Linked DNA regions of Homo sapiens: region 1 is linked to region 2. Evidence: chromatin loops called from intact Hi-C (ENCODE). Cell type or tissue: Calu3. All regions are shown on one strand.

Region 1 (8,000 bases), 460 kb before region 2:
GATCAGGACATCTCACTGGGAGGCCACATTGGAGAGATGGCGTGACATCATTATTGCCTCAGGGCCAAAAGCCCCGATTCATACTTGCGACTCTCTCCTGCCAGGCCTCCCACTCAGCTCCCTTTCTGGTCTAAAGATTGTGACTCATCCTCAGCCGTGCACGGCGGCCATTCTCAATCTTTTCTCCACCACCCACACACAATGGATGACAACCATATTCATACGCACTCTCAAAGGTTAAACCCAATTTTATCGAAACCCTGGAAGAATTTTGGAAGGAAATCAAAGCCAATGGCAAAAATAACTATTACATTTCAATGCAATACGATGACTTGAAAATGACATGACAATTGGTGTGTTAGCAATCTTCCTACCACTGCTGGGTGCACGTGTAGCAAAGGTTTTGGAGAAGCAATTCCTGAGAGCTGGCTGTGATGCCACTCCCTCTTCTCCCCAGTTAGTGATGGGGACATTATTATAGGGGTAACTTAGTGTGTCACTGTTAAGCCTCATGCATGTATTTTTAATAGCAGTTATTGGGGCTTATTGTGTATCTGTTTACATGTCTGTTTTCACAAATAAACTTTTCTGTTAATTACTGTATCTTTAGCATCCAGCACAGTGCCTAACATTAATCAAGAGGTAATGATTAAACAAATGAGTGAACAAATCCACTTTGCCGTGAAGCCTGTATGCCCCTTGCTCTGACTCGAAGAAATTCTGCCTTTCCTGTCTTCCAATCTCTGGCCAGCCCACCAGCAGCACTCTGCAACATTTTATAAACACAGTTTGCCTTCTTGTTTGACCTGTTGGTGCTAGTCCAATATGTCACCCCTGACACCTTGGCCCTGTTTTCTGGACGTCTTTACTCAACACTTCTGTTTTTTTCCAGTCCTCAAGAGTCTTTGAGATATTCTCAAGAACTGGAGACTGAGAGGTTTCTTTTAACTCTCCCCTCCCTAGCAGGACCTCTGGGTTGGCTCTCCACATCGATTTTGAATATTTGACAGTAGATTTATCCCTTATCCACTTATTTTATAGCACCCAGAGCATGTAGCGCAGGCCTAAACAAATATTAAGTCCATCTCCTTTGTAGTATATATCACATTTTCCTTCTTTCTTTTTTTTTTTTGAGACGGTGTCTTGCTCGATAGCCCAGGCTGGAGTGCAGTGGCACGATCTCGGCTCACCACAACCTCCGTCTCCCGGGTTCGAGCAATTCTCCTGTCTCAGCCTCCTGAGTAGCTCGGACTACAGGCACGTGCCACCACGACCAGCTAATTTTTTTTTTTTTGTATTTTTACTAGAGATGGGGTTTCACCTTGTTGGTCAGGCTGGTCTCTAATTCCTGACCTCAGGTGATCCATCTGCCTTGGCCTCCCAAAGTGCTGGGATTACAGGCATAAGCCACCACGCCCGGCTATGTATCACATTTTCTATTAAATAAATAATCATACAGTTTGTCTAACAGCTGTGTCTCCTAATTGGAGGTGAGTTTCACAAGGACATGAATTTTATATATATATATGAATTATATATATATAAATTATATATATATGAATTATATATATAATTCATATATATATATGAATTATATATATAAATTATATATATATGAATTATATATATAAATTATATATATATGAATTATATATAAATTATATATATATGAATTATATATATATAAATTATATATATAAATTATATATATATATAAATTATATATATATATATATTTTTTTTTTTTTGAGACAGAGTCTCACTCTGTTGCCCAGGCTTGAGTGCAGTGGCACGATCTCGGCTCACTGCAACCTCTGCTTCCTGGGTTCAAGCAATTCTCTGCCTCAGCCTCCTGAGTAACTGGGATTACAGGCGTCCGCCACCATGCCCAGCTAATTTTTTGTATTTTTAGTAGAGACGGGGTTTCACCATCTTAGCCAGGCTGGTCTTGAACTCCTGACCCCGTGAGCTACCCACCTTGGCCTCCCAAAGTGATGAATTCTATTTTATACACTGTTGTTTCCCCAATACCTTGCACAAGGCTCAATACGCAGGGGAGCTCAATAAGGATGTGTGGTAAGAATGAATGAATGAATGAATGAATGAATGAATAATGAATGCATTGACTGAATGGCTGACTTGTTATGCTTTTGATTAATGGGATGGTTTTGGTTTTTCTTCTGAAAAAAGGCCTTAATGCTGAAGGTTCTGTTTGTAGATGGAAAAACAGGCCTTAGGGGCAGCTGGCAAACAAGAACAGTGGTTAATGTTTAAAGGAACTCCATGGGCAGCTCAAATGCAGGGAGCCCAGCATGAGTTAAAACAGAGGAAAAAATGGCTCTGGGAAGAGGGGGAACAGGAATAGGGATGGTGAATCACAATTTCCTATATCTGGCCACCAAGTTTTCCTGTAATTTGTATTTACTTTAGACCCTGTACTAAGTTCCCAGAGGATTTGGGGTAAAAGTGGAAGCTGGTTTGTTTACGTTACACTGTTCATGTGGATTAGTGTGTGGCAGAAACATTTTGGAGGGTTATTGCTAATCATCCCTGATGTATGTGGGCTGGGGCTGGAGTGGCCAAAGCCGGCCTTTTGGGGGACAACCCTGGGATTGCACCAATTAGCCCAGCAGGGCCCACTCCTCCTCATGAGACCTGGGCGCAGCTGTGGCCCCTCTCTGGACAAAGGGCACAGGGATGGAGCAGAAGGCAGAGCCCTGGAGATAAGAGGCTTCTCAGGGGAGCAGAGAGAGGGAAGCGGAAGACAGTTGGGTGGCCTGAGGGGACCTGCCCAGTTCTTGTTATGCTCACTAGGCCTTAATTAAAGACCTTTGGTCATGCAGCTCTTAGTGATGGTCAGGGTCCCTGAGGAATGGGGCTGATCAAGACTGTTAAAGGTCTAAACACATTAAAGATTATGTTTGGTTTCTACATGTTATTCAAAACAAAATGGTATAGGCCATAAAATAAATACAAAGAAAGTTAATAAAATGTATCCCACGATGGTCATACTGATGGCCTTTTGCAAATATTGAATTCTTTAAAAATTTGTTTTCCTGTTTTGTGGTTTCTGCTTTCATAATGCCATAGCTCTTTCTTATCAGCTTATTGAAGAATCCATCCCTGATGAGGGGTCTGAGGGAGGGTTCCTGTCAATGAAACTTGAATGAAAACTAGAGAAATCTGAGTCCTCAGCTCACGGAGAAGCAGAGTGAGGACCCCAATCATTGATGGGCTCAGTGAGGACCCTGGTTACTGAGGGGCCTGAGTGAGGGTCCCTGGGAGGCCTGTGAAGGAGACTGTGGTCACTGAGGGGGCTGAGCTGAGGCACTGTTGTTGAGGTGTCTCAGAGAAGGTCCTTAGTTACTGAAAACTGGGGTGAGGGTAGGCTCTGGTCCATGACGAGCCTAAACATGATGCTCTGGTCATTGGGGACCTGTGGAAAAATCCCTGATCACTGAGGGGTCTGAGTCAAGGGCCCTACTTACTAAGGGCCTGGGTGGAGACATCTGGTCACCAAAGCCTGAAGGAGAGGGTCCTGTCACAAATTCTTACAGGTGATCAGAGGTTTCTGAGTGAGAGGCTCTATTACTGAGAGGGACAAGGAGGATGCTTGTGTCACTGACTTAGGGTGACCAGCTCCTGATGAAACTGAGGGTGGGGTCCCTGGCTCTCAGAGGGTTGAAGAAAGGGCTCTGGACACTGAGACATGACTGAGGGTATTCGGTCAACGGGAAGTATAAATGAGGGGCTTTCCCTAGCAAGCATGGGCTCACATAGGTGGGACAAACTGCCCAATGTGGGATCTGGTAGCTGAGATTTCACGGCAGGGTTAAACCACAGTGGTCCTTAATTCTTCCTCCCTCTTCCTCCTTCGGCCTGACCTGCAGGTCTTCTAGATACCAGTAGATGGCACTGCAACCTCACATGTGGAGGGGGCAGCTGGCTTAGGTCCCAAGGTGGGTCCCAAGTGCAAGCAGGTGAGAAGTGAGAGAGGAAATTAGTTGCCCTTCTGACCAGATTCCCTGGAGTCAGGGGAGAATCAGGCTTGACAGCTTAGATCCCCTAAGCACAGCCACCTAGAGGCCAAATCCTGTTATCACAGACCAACTAGTTCCAAATGCACTGTGACTTTTTATGTTGGATTCATTCATACGTTTTTTTTTCCAGCAAGTGTACATCCAATATATGATAGAATTTGAGTTAGGTGCTGAGGATACAAGGGTGATTAAGCAAGGTCACTATTTTTAGAAGCTCATGGTGTCAGAGGTGAAAATTAATATAAATAAAATAATTACAATAAATGTGATAAGGATTGAAGAACAAGGATATGCACAATGCTTTGGAGGCCCAGGGAAGGTCTGAATATACAGTTTAAGGAGGTTGTGAAAGTGTGAGGAGGAAGAGGTGACATTGAAACAGGGTCTCAAAGCATGAACAGGGATTTTGTTTGTGAGGCACACATGAGGGAAGGTATCTGGGGCAGGAGCAAATGTGTGAGTAAGGATGTGGGGTGTGTGAGAGAGCCTGGGGTGTCAAGGGATCTCCATGCGGTCCAAAACATCTAGGAAATATGGAACACTATAGGGGTGGGCTGGGAGGATGGTGAGGAGGAGGAATGACATATAGATATGGGGGAAGATCATTAAGAATCTTATACCCATATTTAATTTAAGGCTTTGGTCGTGGTTCTTAAACGGATAAAAAATCAGGAGAATTTTCTACAGGCAGATGAAATATTCTGGTTTCTGTTTAATTACTTTGGTAGCCAAGTTGTAATTAGAGGAGGGATGGACTGCAGGCAGAGACCCAACTAGGCAACCAAGTTAGAATTTATGAGAGTTAAATAAAGAAGGATGTTGCAGAAAAGAAAACAGATCTGAGGGGTGTTTAGGAGGGAGGATGAGCAGGATTTTGTGTCAAAATAGACATGAAAAGTAAGGGAGAACGAGGAATGTAGAAAAATAATAAATGTTAACATTTATTAAACATTTAACATCTGTAATACTTTATCTCAATAATCATAACAGCACTCTCTAAGGTAGGAAATATTACCCCTATTTTCGGATGAGGCAACTGGAGCTCACAGAGGCTACATGATTTGTCTAAGACCACACAGCTAGTTCTGTCCCCTGCCTGGTTTTCCTATGTTAAACCTTTTCTCTCTCCAGATTCCCCTCCAGAGTGAGATTTAGGAAATCCTTCCTTAAAATCCTCCAGCGGCTCCCTATTGTGTACTTCACAGTTGCATCAACCTTTCTCCACCTCATTCTAAAGATCAGGCAGGTAGGACTGCTGGCAACTCCCCAAAGTGCTAACCTTCCTTGCCTGTGTGCACTTTTCTATGTGGTACACTGCTGACAACTCCCCAAAGTGCTAACCTTTCTCGTCTGTGTGCCCTTGTATATGTGCTGCAGTGCTGACAACTCCCCAAAGGGCTAATCTTTCTTGCCTTGTGCACTTGTGTGTGTGCTGCCATGCTGATGCACATTCCAGCTGACACCTTCACACATGCTGGCTCCTTCTGCCTCATCCGCACCTCCCTCCTACCCACTGACCTGATTAACTTATACTTGTCTTTTGAATCTTAACTTAAATGTCGTTTCCTCAGGGTAGTTTTTTATGACTCACCCTCAAGTCCATGAGGTTAGGTCTATGTATAATGTACTGTCACAGCATTTAGTACTTTTCTTTCATAGATCACAATTATAATGAAGTCACTATTTTCATAATTACTAGCTTAACGTCAGTTTCTTCCACTGGATTATTTTCATTTTTTGAGGTGATGGAGGGGCTACTTGAGGGGTATTCATAGCAGCTTTGTTGTAGCAACAAAAATACCATGAATTAGTTACATAAAATGTGATTAAATATTCCTTATAATGAAATATTATGCAGCCATTAAAATGAATGAGAGCTCATGCCACCCTCCCTCAATTTCCATCCAGGCCCTGTTGACAGAAGAGAAGACTCAAGCCTGATTTGCAGATAGCTCTGCATAGGACACAGCTACCAGACAGAAATGGCCAGAGGGAAGGGAAGCCCAACTTTCATCCTTCCGGGAATAACACCTTTCCTGGGGACAGGTTTACACTGATTTCTGGGTGGTGTCTGGTGATTTTGTCAGAGTGGGAAGAGCTAATGCAAGGCATATATTGGAGTTAATCACTTTTGTGAGCAACTGAGCTCTATCTGCTGGATCTTATGAGAATAAGTGTAAGATGTTCCATTTATTTATTTATTTAGACAAGGTCCTCCTGCTCTGTCGCCTAGGCCGGAGTGCAGTGACTATAGCTCACTGTAATTTTGAATTACCAGGCTTAAGTGATCTTCCCACTTAAGCCTCCCAAAGTCCTGGGATTATAGGTACAGCCACCATGCCTGGCCTGCATTTGTGTATCTCCTGGCCTTACCCCTCCTTAGTCAAGGGTTGCCTCTTGGGTGTTAGCTGCCTCACAGTTTGAGGTTGTGTATGCAGGAGTGTGCCCTAGGCAAAAAGTGAAGTTGAGTCAGGCTGCTGACAGATTCCCTCTACAGGAGGCTGGTTGCCATCCTGCTTCCTGATCAACTGGCTGGAGAAAAAGATAAGCCAAGAAGATGCGGGTTGGGACCAAAGGATGCATCTGATACATCAATCAAGTCTTCTTCCCTAAACTTCCCAGTTTTTGCCCAATGGCTTCATGAATAAATTGGCAATGAGATTCGGAATGTTAACTAGGTTTTGGCTCATAATAGAATTCTCTTGGCTGTGTCTTATTTGGCTACTGCCACAGCCAAATATGCAAATTGCCAATTAACAGTGACAAACTCTTAATCCATATTATGAGACCATAATTTAATGGGATCAGCCAGCTAATGCTACCAGCTAGATTGTTTTTAGGCATGTTTCATTACATAGGTGACAGACATTTGTCCTCATTGGAATAGACACTTATTCTGAATTTGGGTGTTACTTCTCCATTTGTCACACTCCTGCCAGCACTGACATCTGCGAACTTACTGAAAGTCTTATGTATTGTCATGGAGTCATATATACTGTTATATCTTGTTATCAGTTATTTAATGCTGCATAACAAGCCATCCCAAAACATAGTGGCTTAAAACAGTAACCATATATTATTGCCCATGAATCTGTGGGTCACCATGTTGATCAGCTGCAGGTTGACTGGTCTAGGATGGCCTCACTCACATGTCTGGTGGTTGGCTGGCTGATGGCTGGGTGACATGGGAGACTGGGACATGTGTCTCATCAAGCATCAAGTTACCCTGGTGTTATTTACATGGCAGGGTCAGGTTTCCAAAAGAGAGACCAGAAGTTTGAAGCATACATTCAGAAATAGTATGATGACACTTCTGCTGCATTCTATTGGCCAAAGCAAACCATAAGGCCAGTCTAGATTCAGTGTGTGAGGAAACAGACTTTCTTGATGGAAGGATTGAAAAGTCACATTTCAAAAAGTATGGATACAGGGAGGCAGGGGAAGCATAGGGTCTTTTTTTTTTTTTTTTTGAGACTGAGTCTTGCTCTGTTGCCCAGGTTGGAGTGCAGTGGAGCGATCTCAGCTCACTGCAAGCTCCGCCTCCCGGGTTCTCACCATTCTCCTGCCTCAGCCTCCAGCGTAGCTGGGACTACAGGTGCTCGCCACCACGCCTGGCTATTTTTTTTTTGTATTTTTAGTAGAGATGGGGTTTCACTGTGTTAGCCAGGAATGTCTGGATCTCCTGACCTTTTTTTGTATTTTTAGTAGAGATGGGGTTTCACTGTGTTAGCCAGGAATGTCTGGATCTCCTGACCTTCTGATCCGCCCACCTCAGCCTCCCAAAGTGCTGGGATTACAGGCGTGAGCCACAGCACCCGGCCAGGGTCCATTTTTACAGTTAATGTATCACAGCTCTGTCAAGAAATTTTTCATAGAAAAAGAAGTAAGGCAAAGAACCAATGTCCATGCCATTCATTGATTTCATTATGGGACCTACAGTGGATTGAACTGTGTTCTTCA
Region 2 (8,000 bases):
CAAATTTTTTCTTCTTCTCTGATTTTTTTTTTTTTTTTTTGACACAGTGTCCCACTCTGTCGCCCAGGTTGGAGTGCAGTGGTGCTATCTCAGCTCACTGCAAGCTCCACCTCTCGGGTTCACGCCATTCTCCTGCCTCAGCCTCCTGAGTAGCTGGGACTACAGGTGCCTGCCACCACGCCCGGCTAATTTTTTTTTTTTTTTTTTTTTTTTTAGTAGAGACGAGGTTTCACCATGTTAGCCAGGATGGTCTTGATGTCTTGATCTCCTGACCTCGTGATCTGCTCGCCTCAGCCTCCCAAAGTCTTCTCTGATTATTATACCCTGTTCTGTTTTTAAAATCTCTATTTATATTCCTACCTACATTTTAGTTTTTCTACTTTTCTTTTCTTTCTTTTTCTTTCTTCTTTTTGAGATGGAGTCTCTCTCTGTTTCCCAGGCTGGAGTACACTGGCACAATCTCAGCTCACTGCAACCTCCACCACTTGGGTAGAAGCGATTCTCCTGCCTCACCTTCCTGAGTAGCTAGGATTACAGGTGCCCACCACCACGCCCGGCTAATTTTTGTATTTTTAGTAGAGACAAGGCCAGGCTGGCCTTGAACTCATGACCTCAGCTGATCTGCCTGCCTCAGCCTATCAAAGTGGTGGGATTACAGGCGTAAGCCGCCACACCTGGCCTATTTCTGTTTTCACTGATATACATAGACTAACATTGTTCATCTGAATTATTACCAAATTGTCTTACTTGGTTTTTCAGTTATTGTGTTTCCTCCAATGTAATGCTTCCGCAGGGGTCAACCATAAATGCCAATAAGATGATCATCCTGCTAATGGTGGAATACAATGATTAGCTTAAAACATTAAATTTATTCATGGCTATTTACAAAGATTAAAAAATAGAGGTTATATATCACAATATGATTAATTGTATTAATGAATAAGCTATAGAGAATTTTGTTTGCAGAAAAATTAAAGTACAGAGCTAAATTATTTAATCTGTCACTGAAATAAGGAAGAATAAAGAATACCTAAATTTGGTAGAATTAAGAGTGCAATGGAGAAAAATCAGCCAAAGGAACAAAATTTATGTTTAATTTTATATTTTCACTGTTTCCTGTGAATATAAATCCAGCTTTTCTTTTGTGATATGCAATTTCAAATCCAACAGCTATTATTTTTCACCTTAAGACAGTGCTTGTTACAAGAATTTTATTTTCTAAAATATTAGCTTTGGAGAATTGTATTGTTCACTTAAAGTAATTTTGGTGTAGGACTTTGAATTTCCTGACATTGTCACAGCCATTTAATTCACCATGGCCTTAGCAATCTTTTCATAATTAAACACAACAACTGAAAAAAATGTGTAGTGGTTCTCTTGTCAGTGAAGTAAAACATTTCTACACTCAAAGTCTAAAGCAATCTTTTCTTTACATTGAGTCCGCAATTAAAATAATTTTTGAAATCAGATTATCATAAGTATTTTCTGAGAACACAAACTATGGCCCATGGACCAAATCTGGCCCACCATTTGTTTTTGTAAATTAAATTTTATTGGGGCAAAATTATTCTCATTCATTTATGTATTGTCTGTGGCTGCTTTTAATCTACAATGGAAGATCTGAGGAGTTGTGACTGAGATCTCATGGCAGGAAAATATTAAAAATATTAACTCTCTCTCTCTTTATAGAAAAAGGGCACCGACCCCTGAGCCATAAGAATAAAATTTCAGTAGTGCTCCATATCCTTATGAAAAAAGTCTTTATTCCATAAAATGCAGTGAAGAATCTTAAACATTAATTTTAACCTATCTTTACAGTATTATCATCTCCACACTGCAGTCAAACTGCACTTCAAACTTTCTGCATGCTTTCTTCTCTATGTCTTTCTTCATATTTCCTCTTATGAGGAGACTTTCCTGTCTAGCTTTAGTCACCACTATAGTACATAGCCTAGATTTATTAACATACAATCTACATAGCCTGCCTCAATCTGCTTATTTCAAGATTATCCATTCTTTTTTTTCCTATTTTTCCAAAGGCCAATCTATCTTTCTGTTACGTGAGTTATCAGCGGTTTTCAAAATGAGTTCCCTGGACCAATAGCATCAGCATCACCTGGTAACTTGTTATAAATGACATTTCTTGGACACTAACTAAGACCACCTTAATCAGAAGCTCTTGAAGAGGGGTCCAGTAATCTGTTAAAAAGCCCTCCAGGTGATTCTGATGCTTATTCCAATTTGAGAACCACTGGCGAATATCTACCACTAGGTTATAATTTCTTTGAAGGCAAAACTAGTGTCATATTTATCTCCATGATAACATGATTTTTTTAATGCCAGGATCCACAAATGGCTATTGAAAGTTGAGTGCAAATAATAATCTTCCCTATTGTTATATATAGTATTTTAGATTGAATTCCTAAAAACATATCTGAGATAGAGAATGGCGGGCAGAAAGATTTTTGAGAAAGGCTCTGGGAAAATATGCTTATAAAGAAGCCAGGAAGGTAGGATTGGATCAGAAGACAAACTTCTTTATCATGTAGTTACATCTGAAGCCTCAAATGATACGATATGAAGCTCTGGAGATGGTTTGATCTCTCTAAGTTGTCCCACACACACAAAAAAAGTAAGCCTTTTTTATTTTTTTTGTATTTCTATATTATCTAGTTGTTGGCAATGGGCCACACTGTGTGATGCGACATGACCTCAGATGAGGCAGTTCCTTGGATCTGAGGGCAATTCCAGGGACGGGTGAAAATTTGAGGTTTCAGCATCTGAGATTCCTAACAACTAGTCATAGGTGCATAGGTCTTGAAAAGCAGACCACACAGCTATAACCAGGGAATGATCTGTTAACATCCTTCTCATCTTCATGAAATGCTCTTTTTTTTTTAATTTTAAAACACTTATCCTTCTCTTTTCCTTTAACTCTCAGAATGCTCTTTGAAGTTTGTTTACTGCTTTTCTTCCTTTATCATGTCCTTAAGTAATAGTCTGTTCTTGACTACAGCTATGAATTTGGGTTTTTCTTAACTACTATCTCTTTCTCTTGCTACTTCCTTAGAAGATGGCCCTATCTACAGAGACTCTGGCCGAGTCACTGGAGCTCCATCATCCCACAAATCACTTTAGTTACTGTCATTGAGGACCCTCTTTCAGCATAACCAGGAGCTGACTCACCTACCTCTGCCCCGCATCTGAGAAATTGTCTGTGAAGGACCGGATACCCCAGACTGCAACCTGTATGCGACATAGTTCTTACTATTCAGAGCCAAGGAGTTATATGAGAATTCTTGTCCCCTGGGAAGGGCTTCCCTAAAGTGTGGGCTGTGTCACTGGACCTGGAGAGAAAACAGAAAATTTCCCTACTCCTGAGGATAGGGCTCTAGGTTATCTTGTCAGAGATACCTTCTGCTTGCTGATGATCTGTGCATCCTCTAGTGGGTACATTCCCTGCACAGGTCCCAGGGGTCTATTCAGTTAGAGGCATAATGACCTCACACTTACACCTTAAATCTGACTGTGGTATCAGGTGATTAGTTACTCTTGACAGAGAGGCAAGAAAAGAGCCCTGTAAGAAGGAACCCAGCATCGCCTTAAAGTCATCTCTGAAATATATGTACATTAATAAATGGCAGAGATAGAATTCTAACTTCAGTTTCCAATTCATGAGATATATCTGTTACAAGAATTACATTCCATGATTTTTGTGAGTGTGTAATGCATCTAACACGATACATAATATTAATAGAAATATCAAAATGAATATATATATATACAGAAAGAAAAGCAGTTTAACCTACAGATTAAGAACATGATCTTTTGATTCTCTTATTCTGTGATCTTGTTCAATTACATTTGCCATTCTAAGTCTTGGTTTTCTCAAATGGAAAATGAGAAAAAATTATATCAATATTGTAACAGTATAATAAGGTAATGTCTGGAAGGTGCTCAACACTTACTTGTTAGAAATTAATTAATACATTAACACTGGCTATGCATTTTCACAAATCTTTTACAACATTATCTCTGAAGTTAACACTTTGGAGTTAGGCAACATAAATTTAAATATTTTTTTCTTAGATTCTGTAGCTGGGAAAACATTTCTTAACCTCTATCAGCTTCTTGTTCCTTCTTATAGATTCACAAGGCTGACGGAAATGACAAAACACATTTCACACTTTTTTTTTCAGAGTAAGTGAGATCATGCATTTGACTAGAACAGCAGAGTGTTTGACAATATATCTAAATATTATTAAATGGACATTATTTCTATTCCTTATTTGAAGTAGAATTTTTGGTGTTCAATAACATAAATAAATATTCAGTAGAAAAAGTTATTTACCTTTTTAGTTCATTAGATTGTTCATTTAAATGACTGTCATTTATTTGTTCAGGAAATGTATTTATTGGTACACATGGACATAAAGATGGGAACAGCAGACACTGGGGACTACTAAAGGTGGGAGAGAGGCCGAGGACAAGGGTTGAAAAACTACTTATAGGGTAATATGCTTACCACCTGCGTATATTAGTTCATTTTCACGTTGCTATAAGTAAATATCTGAGGCTGGGTCATTTATAAAGAAAAGAGATTTAATTGACTTACAGTTCCACATGGCTGGGAAGGCCTCAGTAAACTTAACAGTCATGGCGGAAGGGGAAGAGGCACATCTTACAGGGCAGCAGGTGAGAGAGAAAGAGAATGCCCGTGCAGGGGGAGCTGTCAAACACTTAAAAAAACATCAGATCTCATGATAACTCACTATCATGAGAACAGCATGGGGGAAACCAACCCTGCAATCCAATCACCTCCCAACAGGTCCCAACCCTAATGTGGGGATTATGCGGACAATTCAAGATGAGATTTGGGTGGGAACACAGAGCCTAACCATATCAGTGGGTGATGGGATCATTCATACCCCAAACTTCAGAATCACACAATCTACCCATGTCACAAACCCACACATGTAGCCCCTAAATCTAAGAGTTGAAATTACAAAATAAATAAATAAATTTTACAAAAAAGTATTTATTTTTACCACTAGATGTCAGTCATGCTCATCCTACAAGCCAATGTTCCTTGATTCAACCTTCTTTTATTGAGCTCCTGATATGAATTAGACAACATAATAATTAGATGCTCATTAAATACAGGCTAAATCAGCAAGTGCCATTTGAGCATTATGTATACGTGAAAGTCAAATCAGCTACATTTCTTGAACATGAGCTATTGTGCTAACTAAGTTTTCAAGATATTTTTGTTATATCTCTATTTGTATACCTCTGAGTTCAAAATCATTTCTTCAGGGAGCTTTGATTTCTTTTACAATAAAAGAATGTAAAGGATGAAAAGTTAGTGACTTTTCTTGATTATTTCTAATGTTTCCTATAAAATTGGATATATCTTACTATGCATTATCATATTGATCTTTTTGAATTACAATATTAATTAAAGCTTTGGAAAGCCCAAAGTTTTCCTTAATACCCATGAATCTTATAAACCACATAGAAGAATACCCCTAGCATATAAAATGTTCTTTCATTTTACTTTTGGCCTTACAGAGAGAATACTCTAAAATTATGAGAAAACTAAGAATATGCCTGGTGATTATTCCATTACTTTTTTATTCTCATTTCAATTCTCAGTGCAAACATACTAGATTATATTTCACAGTATATTAGTCCAAATGATTTTTTATCAGCATTATAATTCTTGGGCTGTCTAAAAGAATACAAAAAAATTCAAAATGATTCTAAGAGGATTCTGAGAACAAAAAGGAGAGTATCTAATGCTACAAATAAATAAATACTGAAATAAATAGCACACAATAGTAATTGAAAGGAGAATATATAAAAATATTGGCCGCCTCATGTTTGTTCAGAATTTTCCTCCAGCCCTTTGTTTATGTGGGCCAATGTGCTGGAGATCTCCTTTCGGCCTCTCTAGGTCCATTCTATACTCTGTGTCCTAAGAGATTCATGACTATGTACTGTATCAATAGCCTCTTTTGTCCCATAGAATCTGCTTGGGTTCAGAAAATAGGAAGCACCAGCAGGTGAGGGGGAAGTGAGTGAGGTCGAGATATTTATTCTGGTTCCCACCTGCTCCTTCATTGCAGGTGACCTGCAGGTCACCACGGGCTCTGTGAGTACCTCCAAATAAATTGCAACTTCTATCTGCAATGCTCTCTGGGCCTCCAGATGCCAGGAACTCCTTCTCCTCTTTGGACCCCAGAGTAAACATTCCCACACTTACTATCCTTATAGTCTCTTGTGGAATTTCTAAACTGTGCCTATATATTTGTCTTAGTTTAAGGGGTCAGCTTGAGTTTGCTAACTATGCTTTCTAGAACCTTCACTAATATTGCCAATAAGCAGCCTTAGATTTTCCTGTAGATTCTTCTATTTAAACTTACTTTTATCACATGTAATAATATACAATACATAATATATGATATTATATATAGATGCTCCTTAACTTACAATGGGGTTATGCTGCAATAAACCCATGATAATTTGAAAATATTTTATGGCTGAATAGTACTCCGTTGTATATATGTACCACATTTTCTTTATCCATTCATCTGTTGATGGACATTTAGGTTGCTTCCAAATCTTAGCTATTGTAAACAGTGCTGCAACAAACACTGGAGTGCTGATATCTCTTCTATATATTGATTTTCTTCCTTTTGTTTGTATACCCAGCAGTGGGATTGCTGGATTATGATGTGGTTATTACACATTTCATGCTTGTATCAAAACATCTCATGTACTCCATAAATATATGCACTTACTGTGTATCCATAAAAATTAAAAAAGAAACAAATCCATTGAAAATATTGTTCAATATTTTGAAGGCATTATTCTTGAGCAGGACAATGGATAATGCAGCATCCAAAGTAATGATGCAATTAGCATGAAATAAATGGAATTTGGAAATGCAAGAGGTAAGAAGATCTAGATTGTCTTCAAGAGACATGACATTGTTAGTAATAACAATGGTATTACAGACACCTTACCAGGGGTTGATCTTGGCTTTATTCCATTGTAAGTCAAGGAAAGTACTGAATGCATATACTCAAACTATTCTAAAGTCAAAAAATTGTCCAATTAAAACATTGTAAATCAAGGATCATCTGTATATTTATAAATATCCATGTGTATATAGAAACATGTATAAGTATAGGTAAAATTTACTGCTCTTATTGTTTATTTTGAAATAGGTAGTTTTATCTTTGGATTCTAATTTCTTAAGACTTTTGAACTACATTCAAATATATCTCAAAGTAGCTAATTTTGTAGTTGTTGGAAAAGAATAATAGATACTTCACAAGCGAATATTTTAAAATGGCCCATAAGAGCTAAAAATATACTTGACATCATTATTAGTTATTAGAGAAATAAAAATTAAAACTGCAATGGGATAATGCTTTTTACTCACTAGAGTAGCTAAATTCAAATGACTGACAACACCAAATGTTGGTGGGAATGTCGAGCAATTGGGATTTTCATATTTTGTTGGTAGAAGTGTAAAATGGTGAAATCACTTTGGAAAACTGTTGAGAATTTTCTTCAAATTTGGCACCAGAAAAATGGAAAAGTCTGCAGGCATCTGGAATTTTAAAAAGGTTTTTTTGGGAAACCAGGATAATATAGCAAGGCTCTGACTGATATAGGAGTTATGGATCAATAAACCAATTGAATGGAGCAATGTTGGAACATATTCAAGAAGATACTGTATCTGAATTGAACTTCATGGAAGTTTATTTTCAGTTACACTGAATTATGTCTGTTCCCAAAGTGCTGGTGGGTAACATAAAGTTAGAGATAAACAGCATTAATATTCTCACACTTACTATCCCATAAGAGTCTATGAGCTAGGCTGGTTTCCATATTCTGTAGAATACCGTGTGATGCATAAAGGGTTCCTAAGGAGAAGGATTGCTTGACGGGGTGAGCAAGGTTTATGGAAAATGGCATAGTCTTCGAAT

The links. Peaks named below come from ENCODE experiments on the same cell type or tissue, not always from the same donor. Only the 100,000 strongest peaks of a DNase experiment are listed, where the experiment ranks them.
Region 1: it touches region 2 in a loop (6-fold over the local background); 3 of 110 quality-filtered maps call a loop at or near these places.

Annotation. Positions count from the first base shown.
Region 1 is chr11:6,349,537-6,357,536 of GRCh38, reverse strand. No RefSeq gene overlaps it. Among named protein-coding and RNA genes, the nearest start is that of CAVIN3, 33 kb to the right of the region's middle. In Calu3, a CTCF peak has its summit at 3,945 (motif pointing right); a DNase peak (open chromatin) is centred at 4,006.
Region 2 is chr11:5,888,461-5,896,460 of GRCh38, reverse strand. It overlaps OR52E5 (olfactory receptor family 52 subfamily E member 5), which reads right to left and starts at 3,253. Exons shown (of 3, transcript NM_001005166.5): 1 at 3,191-3,253; 2 at 748-829. All of the region lies in intron 2 of LOC112268071 (a long non-coding RNA gene), which reads left to right. In Calu3, no CTCF peak of the experiment used is centred here; no DNase peak of the experiment used is centred here.